Regions from separate parts of the Homo sapiens genome. Here regions 1, 2 and 3 are each linked to region 4. Evidence: chromatin loops called from intact Hi-C (ENCODE). Cell type or tissue: heart right ventricle. All regions are shown on one strand. Region 1 overlaps CMSS1 (cms1 ribosomal small subunit homolog). Region 2 overlaps CMSS1 (cms1 ribosomal small subunit homolog). Region 3 overlaps CMSS1 (cms1 ribosomal small subunit homolog). Region 4 has its middle 6.9 kb from the start of TBC1D23.

Region 1 (5,000 bases), 320 kb after region 4:
ATCTTGGCTCAATGCAACCTCGGCCTCCTGTGTTGAAGCAATTCCTGGGCTTCAGCCTCCTGAGTAGCTGGGATTACAGGTGTGTGCCACCACACCTGGCTAATTTTTTGTATTTTTAGCAGAGATGGGGTTTCGCCATGTTGGCCAGGCTGGTCTTGAACTCCTGACCTCGGGTAATCCGCCTGCCTCGGCCTCCCAAAGTGTTGGCATTACAGGTGTGAGCCATTGTGCCTGGCAATGGGTCAATGTCTTAATCAAGTTCCACAGCTGATTTGTGACAGAATTCTTATCACCTAACACAAGGGAAAAAAATGTGCAAGAATGTTTGAAGTAGCATTTTTTTGAATACTGAAAAAAAAATATTCAAAAACAGTAAAATGAACAAGTAAATGATGGACTATATAATGAAATATTCTTACAGCAATCAAAATACATAAACTACAGTAAAATAGAACAAGGAAGAATCTCAAAAATATAATCTAGGATGAAAAAGCAAGTTTTAGAAAGATACATTCAATATGGTATTTACATAAGGTTTGAAAATGTAATACTATACATTGTTCAGCAATATATATGTACATGTTTTTAAAAAGTATGAAACATACAGGGGAATGATAAATACCAAATTCAAGATTACGTGGTTACTTCTGGAGTGGGAAGGGAGGAGAAGGGGTTTCAGAAGAGATACATACATTATAATACATCTATAATACAGTACTTAAAAACTGTTTTCTAATATACAGTAAATTATTAAAATTTTATAAATTTGTGTGGTAGCATATAGCAGTTTGTTATGGTTTCTATACTTTTCTGGACACTTGAGTTTTTCAGATTTTTAAAGAAATACTACAAACTAAAAGTAAGGTACTGGCGATGATGAAAGTTTCATGATTTGTAGGGACAAAGAGTAAAATTAATAATCTGCTTATATGCCATAGAGTCAATTATAAGTTCAACTGATATTTTCTCTCCTAGTTATAAACCTCAACAGTGGAAGAATTTTTCTTCCTATTATAAATTCATTTGGATGATTATATAATCAGATGTGGAGCTAATGTGTCCTTTAAACATTAATTTATTTTATATTGTTTCCAGAATGGCCAACTACGTTAGGTAGTAGTATCTCCGCTTTGAAGATGAGGGTCCTAAATATAAGCCCTTGACTTACCCAAGGATAGATCTAGAATTTTAGAAGAATGTCAGGAATACAGGAATACAGCCAGGGACCAAGCCTTCATTCCTTTAATACTAGACTTGGCCTTCAAAACAAAATAATGCAGTAATTCTGTAGCAGTAACTCTGCCATTTCTGTCCTAATGCACTTTTAAAGGCTAACAAATTTTAAAAACAAAACAAAAAACCCCATAAAAGCTCCCAACAATTTTAAAGGAAATACTATAAAGTAAATCTGAAGAAAGTTAGAAGAATTAGCAAAGTCACCATTTTACAATATTATAATTATGTTAAGTACGTCTTAAGCAAGCACTTAGGGTCATGGTTGGAGGTCTGACCTGGGTTCCTGAGGTGGAATGCTTGGGGGATGAAGTTCAAACACAGCCTGTTTACCCATGGACATAAGTGGCCTTAATCAAGACAGAACACCTTTTTTTAAATGTTTGCTTTAAAAGCAGAAGTGCAAATAAGACTGTGATTTATGAATCTGCTAATATCCTTCTCTGCTGTAGACATCAAAAAGATTGACTTTGGGGCTGTGGTAAATATAACAAGAATGTAGACTTGTTAAAGCAGTAATAGGTACTCTTATTAAAACTCCATTTCCATTAAGCTTTACAAATTTTCTTCCCTCCTTCCAGGCTTTAAAGAATGCGTTCCAGAGGCAGTGATACCGAGGGCTCAGCCCAAAAGAAATTTCCAAGACATACTAAAGGCCACAGTTTCCAAGGGCCTAAAAACATGAAGCATAGACAGCAAGACAAAGACTCCCCCAGTGAGTCGGATGTAATACTTCCGTGTCCCAAGGCAGAGAAGCCACACAGTGGTAATGGCCACCAAGCAGAAGACCTCTCAAGAGATGACCTGTTATTTCTCCTCAGCATTCTGGAGGGAGAACTGCAGGTCAGCTGGGTTGGAGTTATCCCCATCATGCTTCAAACAGAAGGCTGCTTGTGAATTTGGTGTTCCTGCTGCCACAGAAATAGATATCTGTGGTTCATACATGTGTGTACATGAAAGCAAAGCATAAGTATATATACAAAGAATTCTCCTCTGCCAACTCAAAGTGCAATTAATCCCATCTAAAGGGGCTGTCATGATGACATGTGATTGGCATACAGGTCGTGAAAGGTCACATCCTCTGCCCATGCTGCTCAGGAGCTTCAGTGCACATGCATGCATCAGTAGCAATAATGCCAGATGACTTCGGGATTGGTTTAAACAACAATAGGTGCTTTTGTACCCCAAGTGAACTGGCTCCTAGACTAGCCCTGGCATTATTAACCTACATGAAAATCTAAAAACAGCTGGTACACATATAGGAGAATTTTATTTCCTACCCCCTGAAAATCCAAATGCTAGTACATTGATGGATATCATGATATCTGCTTGTCAAACATAATAAAAAAAGTAGTCCTCCAATGTTGTATAGTAATCACTTTTTAAAACATTAATTGTGTAATTAGACTACAAGAAGGATGAAGGGATATAGTTTTGTTACCTTTTATAAAAGTGTGAAAATGAAATATGATTCATTTAGATTTGAAAGAGAAGAAAAAGCACTGCCAACTATCACAAAAATCACTTGCTGAGACTGCTGGTAGAGACAGCAGGCTTTCTGAAATACTTTTTGTTCCTACAGGCTCGAGATGAGGTCATAGGCATTTTAAAGGCTGAAAAAATGGACCTGGCTTTGCTGGAAGCTCAGTATGGGTTTGTCACTCCAAAAAAGGTGTTAGAGGCTCTCCAGAGAGATGCTTTTCAAGCGAAATCTACCCCTTGGCAGGAGGACATCTATGAGAAACCAATGAATGAGGTATGTACCACAATAGGGGTGTGTACCTGGGAGGCAGCCAAGCACTAGCCCTGCAGATGAGCATGATCTGTAACTCCTCTTTGATTCCTTACAGTTTTACTTTCTAACGCACTTAAAGCCTACACAAAACAGATAAATACGACAAGTTCAATAGGAAAGTTAAAAAGAATGAACCATAGACAGGATGCGTCCACTAGGTTTGTTGCTTGAATCAACCAAAATCTACCAAATGCCAGAGAATGCTCCCCACTCTCACGTGCATGTGCAGGCACATACACACACAAACACACACATGCACACACATACATGTGCTTACACACACACACACACACACACACACACTCTGGGAACTTGCAGGGTACCCAGGCTGTAATAAAAAACATAAAGTTCAACCATAGAGGTTAATTTTTGGAAAACACTGAGGTATTATGTCATAGAAATTTTGAACATGAATGGAAATAATCTAAAGAACTGTCCAAGAAATAGAGTTTTTAAAAACATATATTTTAGATGAGTGCATACCTTCTTTTTCCTTCAAAGTTTAATGACAGCAAAGACCTTTCCCTCACCAAGCGTACCTAGCAATTACAACGGCAAAGGTGGGCAGTCCCAACAGGGCCACCACTAGGGAGAAGGCAGTACTGCTTGCTCTTTTACTTGCTGACATTTCTGAAACCCTTTGGAATTCTTATTTTATTCTTTAATTTTCCTCTGAGACCTTCATGGAAAATTTCATAATTTTTCATTTTTATAGAAAAGAAACAACTAGGAACATGAGTTGAGGCTGGAGAGTGAAAGCAAGTTTCAGACAAATTTCCCTCAAATAAACTCTGGCAACCTACCTCAGGACTGACCTCTAATGTCCTTGCTATTCTCGTCTTTAGTATCTCATGAGAGAAGAGACTACTGTCTTGCCAAATAGTGAAGGAGTTTGGTCATATGTATCTGCTTCTCTACGGGGTGAGGATGAGACCACCCAAAGTCTGTTGATTTGCACTTTAATCCAAATTTTAAACAAAAGGAACCAGAGCTGCATTCAAGTGAATACTGTTAAAACTGTATCCTGGCTCCCAACATATTAACTATGAAACAGTGTCAGGCACAAATTCCCCAACCCCTGTGAGCTCAAATGCAAATTAATGATCTCTGAACATAACCCTAACAAAACTCTACAAATGGCATAACCTCTCAACACTTCAGTGTGAAATGGAACAGGATGATTCCAAACTTATGTTGAAATCGGTGGGAAAAAATTTAATTACAAAATAATTCTATTGTGCACATGCAAAATTGGAAATACCCCCCTTCTACAAATGCTTGCAGTCTTAACTCTGTAAGGTGCCCCTGAAAGTTACCCATAATCTGGCCCTACTTTACAAGTCCAGCCTTTTTTGATTACTCCTCCAACAGATACCCCTATATACATACACCTCTCACATTCCCACCTCCATGATCTGCCAATTTTCCTCTCTTTCCTCTACTTCCCCCTTATGGATTTCTCTGTCCTCAGATATCAGTTTATGCAATTCCTCGAAGCCAAAATAACTCCACGTACACAACCCAGTTGTCTATCCTTTTCCTCGGTCTAGGAAGTACTAGGTGAGAGGGGAATGCCCCGAAAATAAACAGTGAAGGGGAATTCTGCCTAGGATTTTCCTACACAGGGCTGAAGAAAATAAAGGGAGGGCAGTGCTCCTGCTGAGACCAGCTGTGACTGTATCCTAATTACATGAGAATAAGCATCTTGAATGCTAAAGTTATTCTTCTTTTGCATTCCCCCATCTTGAAGTGTTAACAGCCCCTTCTCCCTTTTATTTTCTTCATAATGTTCTTTTTGAAAAACCTAAAAAATCTCAATCATGTCTAGGGTAAACTAGAGGTGATTTATCTAATTCTTAAGGCAAAATAACTTAGAAGAACAAACAGCTCTCGGTTACATGACACGACAGGAACACTGACTTAAGATGAAAAACTGGTGGAAGCCTGTGAGCTGGAACATGCTTGGGGCTGG
Region 2 (5,000 bases), 330 kb after region 4:
TTCTACTTTGACCCTCTATTCTGAACCACTGTAGACAGTATAAGCATCCATATGAAACTGAAAGGACAATTAACCCTCTCTATTGATACTGAAAAGATGGAAAGTAACCAATCTCAAATGGCTTATTCAACTACTTCCAATTCATACTTCAGCTAGGTAACTTAAGTTAGTTACCTCAATATCTAGGCTAATAGCAAACTTTCATTTATTTTCCATATACTTTATGGTAGGCATTTTTTCGGAGTGCCAGAGAATCCATGGCACTTATATTCACTCTATTTTTTCCAGGAGGTTTATTTTTCACTACACGGCAGAGAGGGGGCAGGGGAAAGGTCCTACTAACTTGCTCCTCATGAACTCTGAAATATCTACAGGGACAGATTAAAGGAGCACAAGAAATCTGGCACCAAAGAAACATTTGACTCAGACATTACAATATAAGATTTGTTATTCAATGAGACAATGTTATATTAAACATTATTTTGAACCCCTGTGGTTTGGCACTAGTGGCCTCATTTGGCCTCCATACTTATTTGGCACTAACTTGCTGAACACAGACACTTTCTTTCATCTTTCATTATTATGAACATTTACTGATCACGGTCAGAGTGTTGCCTGGCATAATACAAAGAGGTACAGACTGTCCCTGCCCAGGGGGCTTACCACATTAATGAAAAGGCAAGATGATACAGATTTATGGTGGGAATGTGAAGGGCTATTGGAGGAGAGTTCTGATATTCACTGTGTATCTCTACTATCTTCTGGAGGAAGGCTGGAGAGGGCTATCCTGAAGTTATACTGGAATGTTGGGAGGCAGATGGCAAAGATTATTTAAACCAAGAGAGCAAGAAGGAACAACACTGAGAAATGGGAACAAAAGATCAGTGGGGATAAAGGCCATGGGCTGGAGGAAAAGAAAAATTGTGGGAAAAATGTAAAGTGTATACTACTAAATCAATATATGAAGAATAGTATTTTGAAATATATAAAATGAATTTAAGAGAAAGAACTTAAGAGATTACTTTTAGCTTTATAGGATATAAAGTTTCCTTTATAGGATTCTTTACCTTGAAGAATAATTAAAGTGAACATGCCATTAACAAGAAGTAGGAAAAAGTGTCTATCACTCTGTTTAGCCATTCCAGAAGATATGAGAATATTCATCTATTTCTATATGCCAAGGAACACCTTCCAGATGGAATTCTTTGAATGTGACAATATTAAACCTATTCTCAACTCCCTTGATGCATATGTGACTTCCCTTGCTTTGCCTGAACATCACAATTCCAGTATCTTGGTAGTGTGGGCCCATTCACGTCCACCCTTCATGCTTTCCTGCCTTCTGCTGGGAGACTGCAGGCCTCATGAGGCATAACTGACTTCTATCTGCTTTAAGGCCATGTGCATCAAAGTAGTATTAAATGAATACCATCTAACGAAACAGGAAGTGGGGGAAACTAATGACTTCAGGTAAATAAACGCTCAGAGGAGGTGCTTACACACAAGAGTGTGAAATACCCGTAGTGTGCCTTGCTTTCAAGTGACATGGCAAAACACACCATGACTGAGTCCTTCCAACTTCACTGAGTGCTTTCTCTCAAGGACACAGCTGCCTCCCACAAAAGTGAGACTAACTTATCCTGAAGGGTCAAAGAACAATGTTTACTTCCTTCCTCAAACAAAGTGTTGTAAACCACTCCCAAACTAGCAACCCTCCCAGCAGTGAAACAAAGATATCATAACCCCAGTAAAAGGGAGGTTGGTTGAAAATAGATACAAAGGGGTATCTGGTTGAAACTCTGAAATAAACACGGTAAAGGTTTACTGCTCACATTCTAAGTGTTGGTTTGTATCTACCTGGAAATAAAACAAAAATTAAGAACTACGTGATTGAGGTAGTTAATGAGACCTCAGAGGATGTAATAATGGATTTCAAATTAAGGCTCAATTTCTGTGTTTTCTTTGGAGAATTTGTTTTATGTGGAAAACCCTAAAGGAGACTGATGTCACACATTGAGCTCAGGCCAAAATGTTTGCCAAGTGATGTCGCTGTCGTAATCAGTAAGCAATTGGCTTTCCCACTGAGGGTGGGTGGGGGCAGGGATCAGCTCAGGAAAGCCTGTTCCCAGGCATGTTAATGCAAAGTTTCCTTAGCTGTAATCTGTGCGGTTTGGTCTGTCCATATGGTAATATTCTATCCATGTTTCATGACAACGTTCACTGACCAGCTCCAACATGTGGATACGTGTGTCACCAATGACCTGAATTATGTACTTGGCTGAATTACAGGTGGAGTCTATGTAAAAGGTTTTTTACACAAAAGCAATGCCAATAATTTTTGGCCTTTCTGTGTGGCTTCACAGTACTTTTAGTCAATGTAATTTTGCAAAATTTTCCCATAAGTGAAATGCCAATTTTGTCTGTACTTTCAAAAAAGCTTGCATATTTTTTTTTCTTTTTCAGTTTCAATGGGGCAAAAGGCTCTGAAGAAAAAAAAGAGTTGCTTTTTTTTGAAACCATGCATTCTTTCTTAGAATTCTAAAACAAACTATGTATGCTATCCATATATGTTACTGCATTTCTGGTCTTGAAACAACAACTAAAGCAGGAAAGAAATATTGTTATGGCAGCTCTGTATAAAACTGTGGCTTCAACCATGGATTGTGTTAAAGCCTTAAATTACTTTTCATAAAATCTTGGCCTAGTAGGTTAGCACTGATAGTTCAGTTTTGTAAATCAGAAGTTCAAATGGTAGCTTCTCAAACACCACAAAGAAAGGAGTCAAGGTAGAATTAATCTCTTGTTCCTTTTCTGTCCAAGTTTGACTAGATAGAACAGTGGTGCAGAGGCCTTAGGGCCCTTTGGAGGAAAGTCACCAGGTGTCCAGCTTCAAGTGTTGTTGCCTTGACCACACCCTGGGAAGTTCTTTGCTGTTAAGTTTCAATGAAGAACAAAGCACTTCCACCTCTCCCTTTGGCTGAAACAACTTTATAAACAAGTATTTTCACCATCAATCCTTTTCTATTATGACAGGCCTATTTTTCCAGACTGCATCAGACAAGGTGACTAAAACACTGCTTGAGCCATATTTGACCCTACTGTTAACTGAGTAAATCAGACCACTTTTAAAGGCTTCTCTCAAAAACATCAAATTTTCTTTCTAGAGGATTTGGAAACCTCCTTGAAATACATACATGAATGAGTTAATTTATCTAATTTTTAGGTTAAACTCATTAGTTTGGAGCTAGTGCTACTTGCCATTCATTAACTGAAACAAAACAAAACAAAAACAATAATTGATTAAATATATATGTCTACTGCAAGCCAGGTCCCATACTAGATACTGGGCGAACAAGGTAGATGTGGTCCTCACCTATACAATCCTGAATATTTGTTCATTGTGTAAAACAAAGACACCACTGCAGGCTTTAAGACCTGATACTGATTCTTCTAAGGCATTATGAGTTCATGACGGGTAGAAAAAAAGGCACCACTATGGTAAACTAATGTAATAACATTAATGCTCATGAAGACAGAACATTCAGGAGAAATCAATAAACACATTAAACTAAAGTATTTTACTAGAGAATTCAATATCGTGCCATTAAGATTTTCAGTTTCTTTGGTCTTAAATCTCAGCTTTTAAGGGTATCCTACAAAGCAATACACAGTGGGTATAAAGCTTTAAAAAAATAAAGTCTACTTAAAAAAAATATTTTGAAAGCCAGCAGTTTTAAATTTCATACACACTAAACTATTGTTGTAGAATACATTGTACTCAAATGCAATCATTTCCTTTCAGTTTTTCTGGCAAGGAGCTATTTGTATTACATATTCTCAAGACTATGTCTTACAAGTATTGAAATGGATGCCAGATCTCCATTTGACCTTTGTCATGGGCATCTAGTTCTTTGACAGAACAAAATGGAGATCCACTGCAAACAAATATTTTGTTATTGTAATTCTATACAGAATTATGACATGATCAGCCTTGTGTTCATACATGCTGGACCTAACACAGGATCTGAAAAGGGATGCAGAGAGATTAATTACCTCATGTGGGTACTAAAAAACCATTTAGGACCGTCCATCATGACTTAACTTTCAACAGATGTCATAAAACCATACTCTTAAAACTGCACAATTCAGCGGTTTCCATACAATGCCTTTTAATTTCAGAGGTCAAAATTCAGATAGAGTGACAATGCTACCTGATTGCTTTTCCTTCCCAGAAATTTAGTTTTCTGAACTAAATTTTACAAATAATTTTGAATGTGTATTTGAACATACATGATAGTGAGTTTATTGCTTACAAAAGAATACTATGAATGCTAAAAAGAAAACATTAACAAGCCTAGTGAGGGATGAACCAGGAGCTTAGAGATAGTGGCAGTCTGGTCTGCAGACCTGATCTGCAGCTATGTATAACTTTTGGCAAATTCCATTCCTCAAATCTTTAGTTTTCTGGTATATAAAACAAGGGGCTGGGCGTGGTGGCTCACACCTGTAATCCTAGCACTTTGGGAAGCCAAGGCAGGGAGATAATGAGGTCAAGGGTTCGAGACCAGCCTGGCCAAAATGGTGAAACCCTGTCTCTACTAAAAATACAAAAATTAGCCGGGCGTGGTGCCGCGCGCCTGTAATCCCAGCTACTCAGGAGGCTGAGGCAGAAGGATCACTTGAACCCAAGAGGTGGAGGTTGCAGTGAGCCGAGATCACGCCACTGCACTCCAGCCTGGGCAACAGAGCAAGAATCTGTCTCAAAAAAAACAAAACAAAACAAAACAAAAAACAAACAAACAAGGGCAGGGCATATGATTATGATTTCTGTGTCTCTTTCACACCTAAAAATTTGTGATTATGTGATTGTCATGAACAAGTACCTTTTACCTCAAGCCTAGGATTCTAACTCCACTACCAAAAGAGGTCAGTGAGAATGACAGTGACTACCACCAACTTTAAATCCAAATCTGTACATCCATTCTTAAAGGACATCTAGA
Region 3 (5,000 bases), 90 kb after region 4:
CAACTATAGTCCCAGCTGCTTGGGAGGCTGAGACAGGAGGATCGCTAGAGCCCAGGAGGTTGAGGCTCCACTGAGCTGTGACCAGACCCACTGCACTCCAGCCTGGGAGATGGAGTGAGACCCTGTCCCTCTCCAGCCTCCCAAAAAATAAATTTTGAAAAGATAAAATTAGATTGACTTCACAATAGCCATGGTCTGAGTGGTAAACATGCAAACAGAATTTCAGAATCTCACAGATGGAACACATATCACATAGTCCATCTTCCTTATTTTTCAGATAGGAAATTAAGTCCAGGGGAGTACTCAGTGACTCGTCTCAGGTCAAACAGCAAATTGGTGGGGGACCTGGGACTAGAACACCATTCTCTGGATTCCTAGAGCAATAATGGCCTAATGTGTTATAAAACAAAAACGAGACCAAAACCTAAATTCCCAAAACCAGAGCAAAATAAGAATGAGTTTAAATAGATTAAAATCAGAGTTTACTTACTTTCTTTTAGGTATGAGGAAAGACTGTGAGTCAAATCATTGGCCTTGAGGAAACAGGAGTCTAGAAATATAATAAACATGCTTTGTAGATAATTTTGTAAACACACACACAATCAAAACAGATTATATGTGAGTTATGAGTGATGTATAAGGTTGTAAAATATTAGTGAATTGGGGGCCCATTTTATATCTTAAAGTGTTGCCTATATTTAAAATAACAGCAGCAGCAACAAGTAAACTTTTAACCTGTCACGGAGCTGCCCATAATTTCTTAGAGCAGTGAAATAGGAGCTTCTTACATCACTCAGCAGATTTATGAAGCAACTTTATTTTCCAAATCCATAAAATAGGGACTACACAAATGCAAAATGAAGTGGCTAACAAATCTATGTAAACATGTTGAAACTCACTAGTTATCAGAGAAGTGCAAGTTAATATAATGAGCATACTTTACACACTCATTAGAATGGCAACTATTAGCAATATGTATAATACCAAGTGTTGTTGAGAATGCAAGTTGATGGAAACTCTTGTGAACTGTAAGTGGAAGTATAAACTGGTATAGATATTCTGGAAAGTAATAATATTAATATGTATATACCCTATAATTCTATCATTTCAATTCAAGGTAAATAATAGAAAGAAATTCTTGCATGGTCTATTAAGGTACACACACAAGGATATTCATCCTGACATTATTTGTGATAGCAGGGTGCTTGAAGCAACCTAGGTGTCCATATCTGGGGAAATGGATGAGTATATGTGGTAGATGGAAACGCTGGAATATTATGTGGCATTTAGAAGCAATGAACTAGATATGCATAAAATTACTTAGTCATATCTGGAAAAAGTGTCAAGTGAAGAAAGAAACAGAACGAAAGCATTAGCACAAAGCCATTTTAGATACATTTTAATATGTATATACATACACAGGATGACATATTTTATAAGAATATATATATATTTTTAAAAATTCCTATCATATGAAAATAGAGTTTGGATTAGGGAAGAATGAGAATAATGTCTCAAAATACAACACAACATAACAATACAATAAAAAACAATATAACACATTAAAATAAAACAGGGGCTGGACTGATCAAAATGAAATTTATGTTGTGACCCAGCACATATAACTCATTAAGTGAGTAATTCAAAGCTGTTTTCTCCTATATTGTTGTGGAGCCTTTGGTGGTCTTTATAATGTCCCAAGCCTGGATATGATCAGACTCACCTGGAGAACTGAAGATACAGATTTCTGGGATGAAGTCTCTTTTGCATAGTGAATTAGAATCTCTTGGGGGTGGGCCTGGGAATCTGATTTTTAAGAAGTTCCTGGGTGATTCGGTTGCAACTAGCCTATAGGCAATTAGGAATCACTAATCTAAATCACACTGCAGCTCTCAGGAGACAGCAGAGAAGTTAATTAGCTCCGGGTGACTCCAACCTTGAAATCCTAATTAAGTGCCCATGTGTATGACATTAACAATGTACAGTGCACAATATTAATTGAAAAGACATGTTCCTGCCCTACAGACACAAACAACCTCAAATCAAAACCAAGTCAGAGGCTCGACAAACTAAATAGGAACAGTATGTTATTATTTATATCTACCTTATATGTGTATATATAAGGGGATTTATGTCCCTCCTTGAGCCTATTCCAAATAACCCACTGTATCTCCTTCCCCACATCTAGCTTAGATCTATTCTCTGTCCTTGGTCTCATCAGTGTAGTGACCAGGGCCTGTTCTCTCAAACCTTCCTCTGATGTCTCAGTTTATTGTGTCTTAAATGGCCTAATTTTTTTAACTAAAAATAAAAACCTGTCCTTTTTGGTTATAACGTTATTTCAAACATATTTTCCTTCCTCCCCAAACCATGACCACACATTCTTGCCTAACTATATTACTGAACTCTAATAAAACAATAATACCAAACAAATTCACTATGGAACTCAAATGACTCCTTAAAAGTTTCTTCTGAGCTTTGACTCTCTCTAACTCCAGAGAGGAGCAAGGTTTACGATGTTCCATGAGGTTACAGAACAGCAGTGGTCCCACTGCTCACAAATCCTTCCTAAGTTCAAGTTGCTCTAACAAAGAACTAGAATGGAAAACTGACCATTGAGTCACAGTAAAAATTAAACTTCAGTTAAAGCTTCAAAAGTGGTTTTGTTAGAATAGTTCCTGTGATAGTGCAGTCAGGACATAGTTTTCACAGCAGAGGCCGTGGTGTGCTGAGAAGAGTGGATTATAACTGCTATTGGAACTGTCTGGGCTTAGTAAGTCTAAAAGTCCAGATCCTGCTCATGTGCAAATGCACTCCTTCAATTCCCTAAAGGGTAATCTCCTTGGAAAACAGACAGGGCACTCATGTCTCCAAACCCAATGTGTGTTTTTGAAAAAGGATATCACAAAAGAATTATAAAAATTCAGGGAACAGATTGTTTTTCAGCTTCTCAAGCTTCTAGAAAGCATAAAGTTGTAATGGAAAACGGAAATCAAGCCACCCTCTACTTTTTCCAAAAGCAATATTAGATATGCCTAGTAGTCTATAAATAGCTCATCTGAAGCAGTTGTACCCAAACTTTTATGGTTTGATTTTATGACAACATCTATTTCCTCCCATCCCTGCCTAAAAGAGTTAAAGGATGCATTATAATTTTGAAATTAATTAAAATTAGTTGTTTAAGCTGGGTATGGTGGCACGTGGCTATATTCCCAGCTACTCGGGAGGCTGAGATGAGAGGATCCACTTAAGCCCAGGAGTTCGAGGCTGCAGTGAACTACGATGGTGCCACTGCACTCCAGCCTGGGCGACACAACAAGACACTGTCTCTAAAATAAATAAATAAATATTTTTAAAAAATTAGCTGTTTAAATTTTGTAATATCTTTTAGCTTAATTATAAATACACTAAGGCAGAGGATCTAAAATTCTAGTAGGCCTAAGAATCCCTTGAGGCAAAGTGTCAGCCTCGCAAAACATACAGAATTTTGTTCCTACCTTTTGACAGTTTGCTTGAAAGAGTCTGGCCTGCAACCTAAAATACTATTCTAAAAACCATGACTAGAAATCCATAATAAGAGCAACAACAAAACTAAATTGCTTATTAAGGCTAAAGTTCTTGTCTATAATAGTTGAGTAAATCAGTGTTTCACATCCATACTTTTAAATGTGTACTTCAACTTCTATCCTCATGATGAATTCCTACTCATTGAATAGTTTGTTAAAAATGCACACCCAACAATTAACCTTTTGAATAAAAAAATACAATCACAAATCTTAATATTAGATTTGACAAATACTGTTTAGCATCCAGTAAGGATATAATCTATCAGTTAAAACTATTTGATATAATCTATCAGTTAAAACTATTAGATTGAGGAAAAGAAGTATTATGTTTCTTTTTTTTCTTTGAGATGGAGTCTCGCTCTGTCCCCCAGGCTGGAGTGCAATGGCGTCATCTTGGCTCACTGTAACCTCGGCCTCCCAGATTCAAGTGATTCTTCTGCCTCAGCCTCCCAAGTAGGTGGGATTACAGGCGTGTGCTACCACACCCAGCTAATTTTTGTATTTTTTAGTAGAGATGGGGTTTCACTATGTTGGCCAGTCTGGTCTTGAACTCTTGACCTCAAGTGATCCACCCGTCTCAGCCTCCCAGAGTGCTGGGATTATAGGCGTGAGCCACTGTGCCTGGCCTGAAAGTATGTCTCTTTAAACAATTATTATTATTATTCTTATTTTTAATAGCGATGAGGTCTCACTGTATCGCCCAGGCTGGTTTCAAACACCTGGGCTCAAGCGATCCTCTAGCCTCAGTCTCCCAAAGTGCTGGGATTATAGGCATGAGCCACCATGCCCGCTGGAAAATGTGTTAATTGACTGCCTGAGACACCTAACCATAACAGATACTTATGTTTTGCTCCTTGTCTTTAGGAAAATTGAAGCTTGGCTATACCTGGCAGGTTCAGTTCTTCTAATTCAATCACCAAGCGTCTGCTGCTATAATAGTCCTTCATCAGCTTCTGTAGGTCTTCAGGTAACCCTGGTTTTGGTTCTGATTTTGCAAGAACATCAGTAATTTTCTTCTAAGATATGAGAAAGAAGAAAAATGGGACGACATATTTTAAAATGGCATTTGGTTGGAATAGGTTAGTTCCTCTGGCATTTAAACGGCACATAGCTTTTGGTGTTAGCCAAGTGTGAATGTGGGTTTTAATAAATACATTTGAGAAAATTCACTAAATACTTCTTGGACATAACTATTGCTTTGAAAAATGAAAAAATGATCTAGAAAGCTCCCTGTAACTCTTGGTCTATGACTTCCAAGATAACTAAATTTTTGCAGGCATCTCCATACTGGGGTATTATTTTCTGTTAAAAGTAAAGAAATCTCATTGCTATGGAGAGCTCTCTTTTAGCCCTAGATGATTTATATTCCTGTAGGATTAGAATTTTGAGAATTTCTTGCCCAATCTGGTTTTTGAGGTGCTGAGTCTTAGTTTG
Region 4 (5,000 bases):
TTGTATTCACCCTTCCTTTTTGGTATATATATGTGTTGCCAAATAAAATAGTTAGCAAGGAATCATCTAAGGTAATTGGATGGAATTATATGATATACGCTTTTGACAATTTGTGTTAAAAATATAGGTATATATTACAATTTATCTGGATATGTTATTTACAAGCTGATTTCTCTAATACCCAAGCTAAATTGTACAGCTTGTCATTGTCATTTTCACATCTCAAATTTACATAAGGAAAATACAAAAGTAAACAAAAAGAATTCTTAGGATATCATGAACATAAAAGTGACTACAGATACAAAAGCATCCAAAAGTTTGGATAAATAATTTATTCTCTATAATTTTGCTCACACTTTTTTTCTGGACAATAATAAATTCTCTGTTGTTAATTCTCACTTATAATCTGGTAACTCCTGTATCTCCATTTCCAACCCATTATTACTATAACAATAATGTTGCCATAAAAAACATTATTATTTTAAAAAGTATTAATATTTTCAAAGCATTTATTATTTTAAAAAGTATTAATATTTTCAAAGCATTCTGTGATAATCTGTCAGCAGAGAGAAAGCCCATTTGTCTTCAGCCTATTTGGTATGTACATGGTATGGTGGTACATGGTATGTATGTATATGAAAGCAAATGGACAAGGCCCTCCTGGACATTCCAGTCCCTTTCCACACCATGTTCTTCTTTCCCTTATACTGGTCTCCTCTGTGTTCTTTGAATAAGCCATACTCTTTCCCAACATGTGGCCTTTGCTGTCTCTTCTGTCTTGAAAGATCACCCAGCCCTGCACACCTTTGGGCCCCAACATATGTACACATAGCATCTAGTTACCTCCTACTCTTACTTCAGTGCTCAGCTCAGTTGTCTCTTCCTCAGAGAATGACAGCAAAGCCTTTTGGAATATAGCCGGTCCCTTTATCATATGTGTCTGTAGATACATAATATGTGAGTTGAATGGAGGAATCAAGAAGTTAAAAATGGGAAAGGAGAAGGAAAGCAGAGAGTAATGTAGACTTGAATAGTGTTCAGGTTTTAAAACATTTCTTCTTGATCTACATGGACATGTCTACCGGCTTCTCCTACTTTTAAGTTTACTTGTGGTTCTTTGTAAATGTTTCTTATGTGAGGCTATAAAGAATCCTAAAATCATGAATAGATTGTGAACTCCTTCATTCTCATCATACCACCTCACATTGGACAAGTTTCAGCAATCATTTATTGAGCACTTGAGTACAGACCAAGTTCTGTTCCAGGATTTAGAGGGAATGGTCTTATCTACCTCCCACCTTTCCTACATTTATCTCTTCTTTCTCTTTCTTAGCACAAGCTCAGCCCAGCACTATGTTTTTCAATCCTCTTAGCATTGGAATAATCCAAGGAACTTAAAAACATACACACATAAAACGATGTGGGAACGTCACCCCCGGGAATTCTGATTCTGCTGGTCTAGGGTCAGACACAAGCACAGGTGAGTTTTAAAAGTTTCTTAGGCAGTGCTAATGTGCAGGCAGCATTGAGGACCACTGGCCTAGACTAATCTTGAAATAGAAACTCGAACTGGAGAACTGCAGAACATCTGACTTCTGGAAATCAAAACTTGAGTGGTTCCAATGATACTTTTATTACAACTGATCTCTAAGATGGTGTCAGACCTGCAGAAGGTGCTAAAAAGGCTATAACTGATGCATTGCCCCTGAATTAAGGTTGATGACTTTGGACCTTGGTTGTAGGAAATAATGTGATTACTTGTACACCTGTTTCAGGGGCAGTCACTCACGGTGGAGGAAAGCAGACTAAATGCCTATGGGCACTTTTACCAACTTTTAGGTTCTGTTCTCTGACACTCATGTGTCTCAAAGACTTGAAACAAATACTATTTTATGAGTTTAATGCCTGGGTAACCTGAGGCCCTGAAAGGTTTAGGCTTTATTTTCTGGCACAGTGCAGTAGGCAGGACTCCCGACTCCCAAACTCCAGAGATTATCTCCAGTTGAGGGAACCATGAAGCAAGACGCCTGATTCCTAGCCTTAGCTCAGCCACTAGCCAGGTAGATGTGTGGCCCTGTTTAAGTTATCTCTGATATCGGGGCCTCAGTTTCCTCAGATGAGGTAAATTGAGCTAGATGGTCTATCCGGGCCCCCTTCAGCTTTAACAAGTGTCACTAGGTGGCACTCATGTAACTCCAGTGGGGAGCCATTGGAGCAAGTTGGCTGCCAAGCTCCTTATGTCCCTTAAACGACCCTGGGATCTGTCAGGGGCAGCTTAGAAAATAATGCAATTTTAGGAAGACTGTTTAGGAGTCTTTTTACCAAGAATAGCTTTTGAATCTGCGGACACCTGTTGTATTTTACCAGCTGCTTTCAAGTATTATGTACTTCTGGTTTTATATTCCTATCCTTTTACCATCTCAAATTTTAAAATATTGTATAGAAAACTATTTCTGTGGCTTAGCTACATTTGTAACATTGTCCAGACATACTGGTTTGTGTGACATAAACACATGAGGTATTCTTTTAGCAAGTACTGAAGTCTGCCAGCCATATGCCACTGCATCAGTAACTTTTAAGAGGAGAAAGATTCACTATCCCAATACTGGACTTCAAGCAAATGGGATTCTGCCCTGGGATGTGTCCCCACTGGATAGAGTCAGTCAGATATGGTTCTTGTTTAAAGACTTGCTCCCCAAACCTGGTTTGTCCTGGTGTCTGACATTGCTAGGGAGGTTTATTCTCACTCAGATTCATTTCAGAAATTCAGTTCTGCTCAATGTGGCTTCCGAATTCAACTCACAGGTAGGGGAATTGGGAGCCTCCATGATCCAATACTCAAGGATGGCCCTGTCTTCCGTTGTCAAAAGTCATCCAATTCACATGTCAGGTGCTTTTCCTTCAAGCAAGGGCCACAGGAGTTGCTCCTAAGGATTTATTAACAAAAATAAACATGGAAGAACTAAATTTGGGGCCTAATCCTGTAAGATCCAAGAAGAGATTTAAGAAGTTTCATATTGCCAATTCATTTTGGGAGTAAGAGGTGGACTTTTAATAAAGACTGCCTTCATTACCTGTCAATATAGGAGCCTTCGAGTTGCATACATTTCCTGGGTTGAATTATAATTACGACTTTCAGACCTAGGGGCATGGTGTGGTGTTAAGGTTAGGATAAGGGAATGAATATACATACATATATGTATACACAGGTAAAAGAATAGAAAGATCCAAAGCCAAAATACAGCAGGGACATTTTAAGTGATGTTCATTGTCTTCTTTATTCTTTCCATATTTTTCAGGTTTTATTTAAAGACTATGAATTTGGCCGGGCGCAGTGGCTCATGCCTGTAATCCCAGCACTTTGGGAGGCTGAGGCGGGTGGATCACCTGAGGTCAGGAGTTCGAGACCAGCCTGGCCAACATGGTGAAACCCCGTCTCCACTAAAAATACAAAAATGAGCCAGGTGTGGTGGCATGCGCCTGTAATCCCGGCTACTTGGGAGGCTGAGGCAGGAGAATCACTTGAACCCAGGAGGCGGAGGTTGCAGTGAGCCAAGATTGTGCCATTGCACTCCAGCCTGAGTGACAAGAGCAAAACTGTGTCTTAAAAAAAAAAAAGACTAGGAATTTGTTTTGTGAATTATTATTTCAAAAGAAAAAAGAAGAAGGAAAGAAAAGGAAAATAAGTGATCAGCAGGTTTCAACAAAGAAACAGTTATTTGTAAATTACCTTGTTTATGGTAAAATAGCCATTGTGATTTCAAAAAGGAATTGTAGTTTTTCCCTTGGATTTGGAAAGTACTTAACTCTGGTCTGATCCACCAGTGGCAAAGGAACACCTGAAAGATTCTTATTAACTTTATTAAAATTGTCCTAAACATACACAAAAGGATACACAAACATACACAAACCATATACTCTCTTAAAATGAGAGCAAGATACAAATAATTTTTTTTTTTTTTTTGAGACGGAGTCTTGTTCTGTCGCCCAGGCTGGAGTGATCTCAGCTCACTGCAACCTCTGCCTCCTGGGTTCAAGCAATTCTCCTCCTTCAACCTCCTGAGTAGCTGGAGGTTACAAGCACCCACCATTATGCTCGGCTAATTTTTTGTGTTTTTGTAGAGACGGGGTTTCACCATGTTGACCAGGCTGGTCTTGAAATCCTGACCTCAGGTGATCTGCCTGCCTTGGCCTCCCAAAATACTTGGATTACAGGCATAAGCCACCATGCCCGGCCAATACAAATAATTTTTATCATTTATAATCCTTCTCTTGATTGCTTTTCTCTACTACAGTGTTTTTACTTTTCAATCTCATGTCAGTTCTACAAAGCTTGGCAGATACCCAACTGTGGCTTCTTTTAGCACTTGTTGCTGTCACTCATTATTCCTTTTAATATCCCCCAGGTAAATAACTCTCTGGGCTCAGAAAAGATTTGGAGGAAGGTTCTAATGCAGCTTTGACACAAACTAGGTGTGTAAGCACAGTGAGGTTACTGAAGTGTTCTGGATTTCTGATTTTCCATTGGTAAAGTGAAGCATGGGTGCTCTTACTATCTGTATCACCTGGATTATTATAAGGATAAAATGAGATAATCGATATGGTTTGGCTCTGTGTCCTCACACAAATCTCATGTGCAATTTTAATCCCCACGTGTCAGGGGAGGGACCTGGTGGGAAGTGACAGGATCATGGGGGTGGATTTCCCCCATGCTGTTCTCATGACAGTAAGTGAGTTCTCATGAGATCTGATGGTTTAAAAGCGTAGCACTTCCCCCTTTGCTCTCTTTCTCTCTCCTGCTGCCATGTAAGATGTGCCTTGCTTCCCTTTCACCTTCCACCATGATTGTAAGTTTCCTGAGGCTTCCCCAGCCATGTGGAACTGTGAGTCCAACCTCTCTCCTTTATAAATTACTCAGTCTCAGTGTGAAAATGGACTAATACAGAAAACTGGTACCAGCAGAATAGGGGCACTGCTATAAAGATACCTAAAAATGTGGA

The links. Peaks named below come from ENCODE experiments on the same cell type or tissue, not always from the same donor. Only the 100,000 strongest peaks of a DNase experiment are listed, where the experiment ranks them.
Region 1: a loop joins it to region 4, with 2.5 times the contacts of the local background. A loop is called at or near these places in 9 of 110 quality-filtered maps.
Region 2: it touches region 4 in a loop (3-fold over the local background); 7 of 110 quality-filtered maps call a loop at or near these places.
Region 3: it touches region 4 in a loop (2.0-fold over the local background); 17 of 110 quality-filtered maps call a loop at or near these places.

The regions. Positions count from the first base shown.
Region 1 is chr3:99,927,845-99,932,844 of GRCh38, reverse strand. The region is part of intron 1 of CMSS1 (cms1 ribosomal small subunit homolog); the gene reads right to left. FILIP1L (filamin A interacting protein 1 like) reads left to right here. Exons shown (of 6, transcript NM_001387850.1): 2 at 1,815-2,076; 3 at 2,816-2,989. The coding sequence starts at 1,825. All of the region lies in intron 1 of LOC105374010 (a long non-coding RNA gene), which reads right to left. Among named protein-coding and RNA genes, the nearest start is that of MIR3921, 34 kb to the left of the region's middle. In heart right ventricle, no CTCF peak of the experiment used is centred here; a DNase peak (open chromatin) is centred at 3,009; H3K4me3 peaks cover 452 bases; H3K27ac peaks cover 3,823 bases.
Region 2 is chr3:99,917,758-99,922,757 of GRCh38, reverse strand. All of the region lies in intron 1 of CMSS1 (cms1 ribosomal small subunit homolog), which reads right to left. All of the region lies in intron 4 of FILIP1L (filamin A interacting protein 1 like), which reads left to right. The region is part of intron 1 of LOC105374010 (a long non-coding RNA gene); the gene reads right to left. Among named protein-coding and RNA genes, the nearest start is that of MIR3921, 44 kb to the left of the region's middle. In heart right ventricle, no CTCF peak of the experiment used is centred here; a DNase peak (open chromatin) is centred at 2,067; H3K27ac peaks cover 4,567 bases.
Region 3 is chr3:100,161,885-100,166,884 of GRCh38, reverse strand. CMSS1 (cms1 ribosomal small subunit homolog) reads right to left here. Exons shown (of 10, transcript NM_032359.4): 4 at 4,453-4,582; 5 at 491-550. Among named protein-coding and RNA genes, the nearest start is that of FILIP1L, 50 kb to the right of the region's middle. In heart right ventricle, no CTCF peak of the experiment used is centred here; a DNase peak (open chromatin) is centred at 2,741; H3K27ac peaks cover 2,410 bases.
Region 4 is chr3:100,251,548-100,256,547 of GRCh38, reverse strand. No RefSeq gene overlaps it. Among named protein-coding and RNA genes, the nearest start is that of TBC1D23, 6.9 kb to the left of the region's middle. In heart right ventricle, a CTCF peak has its summit at 2,176 (motif pointing right); a DNase peak (open chromatin) is centred at 2,177; H3K27ac peaks cover 2,466 bases.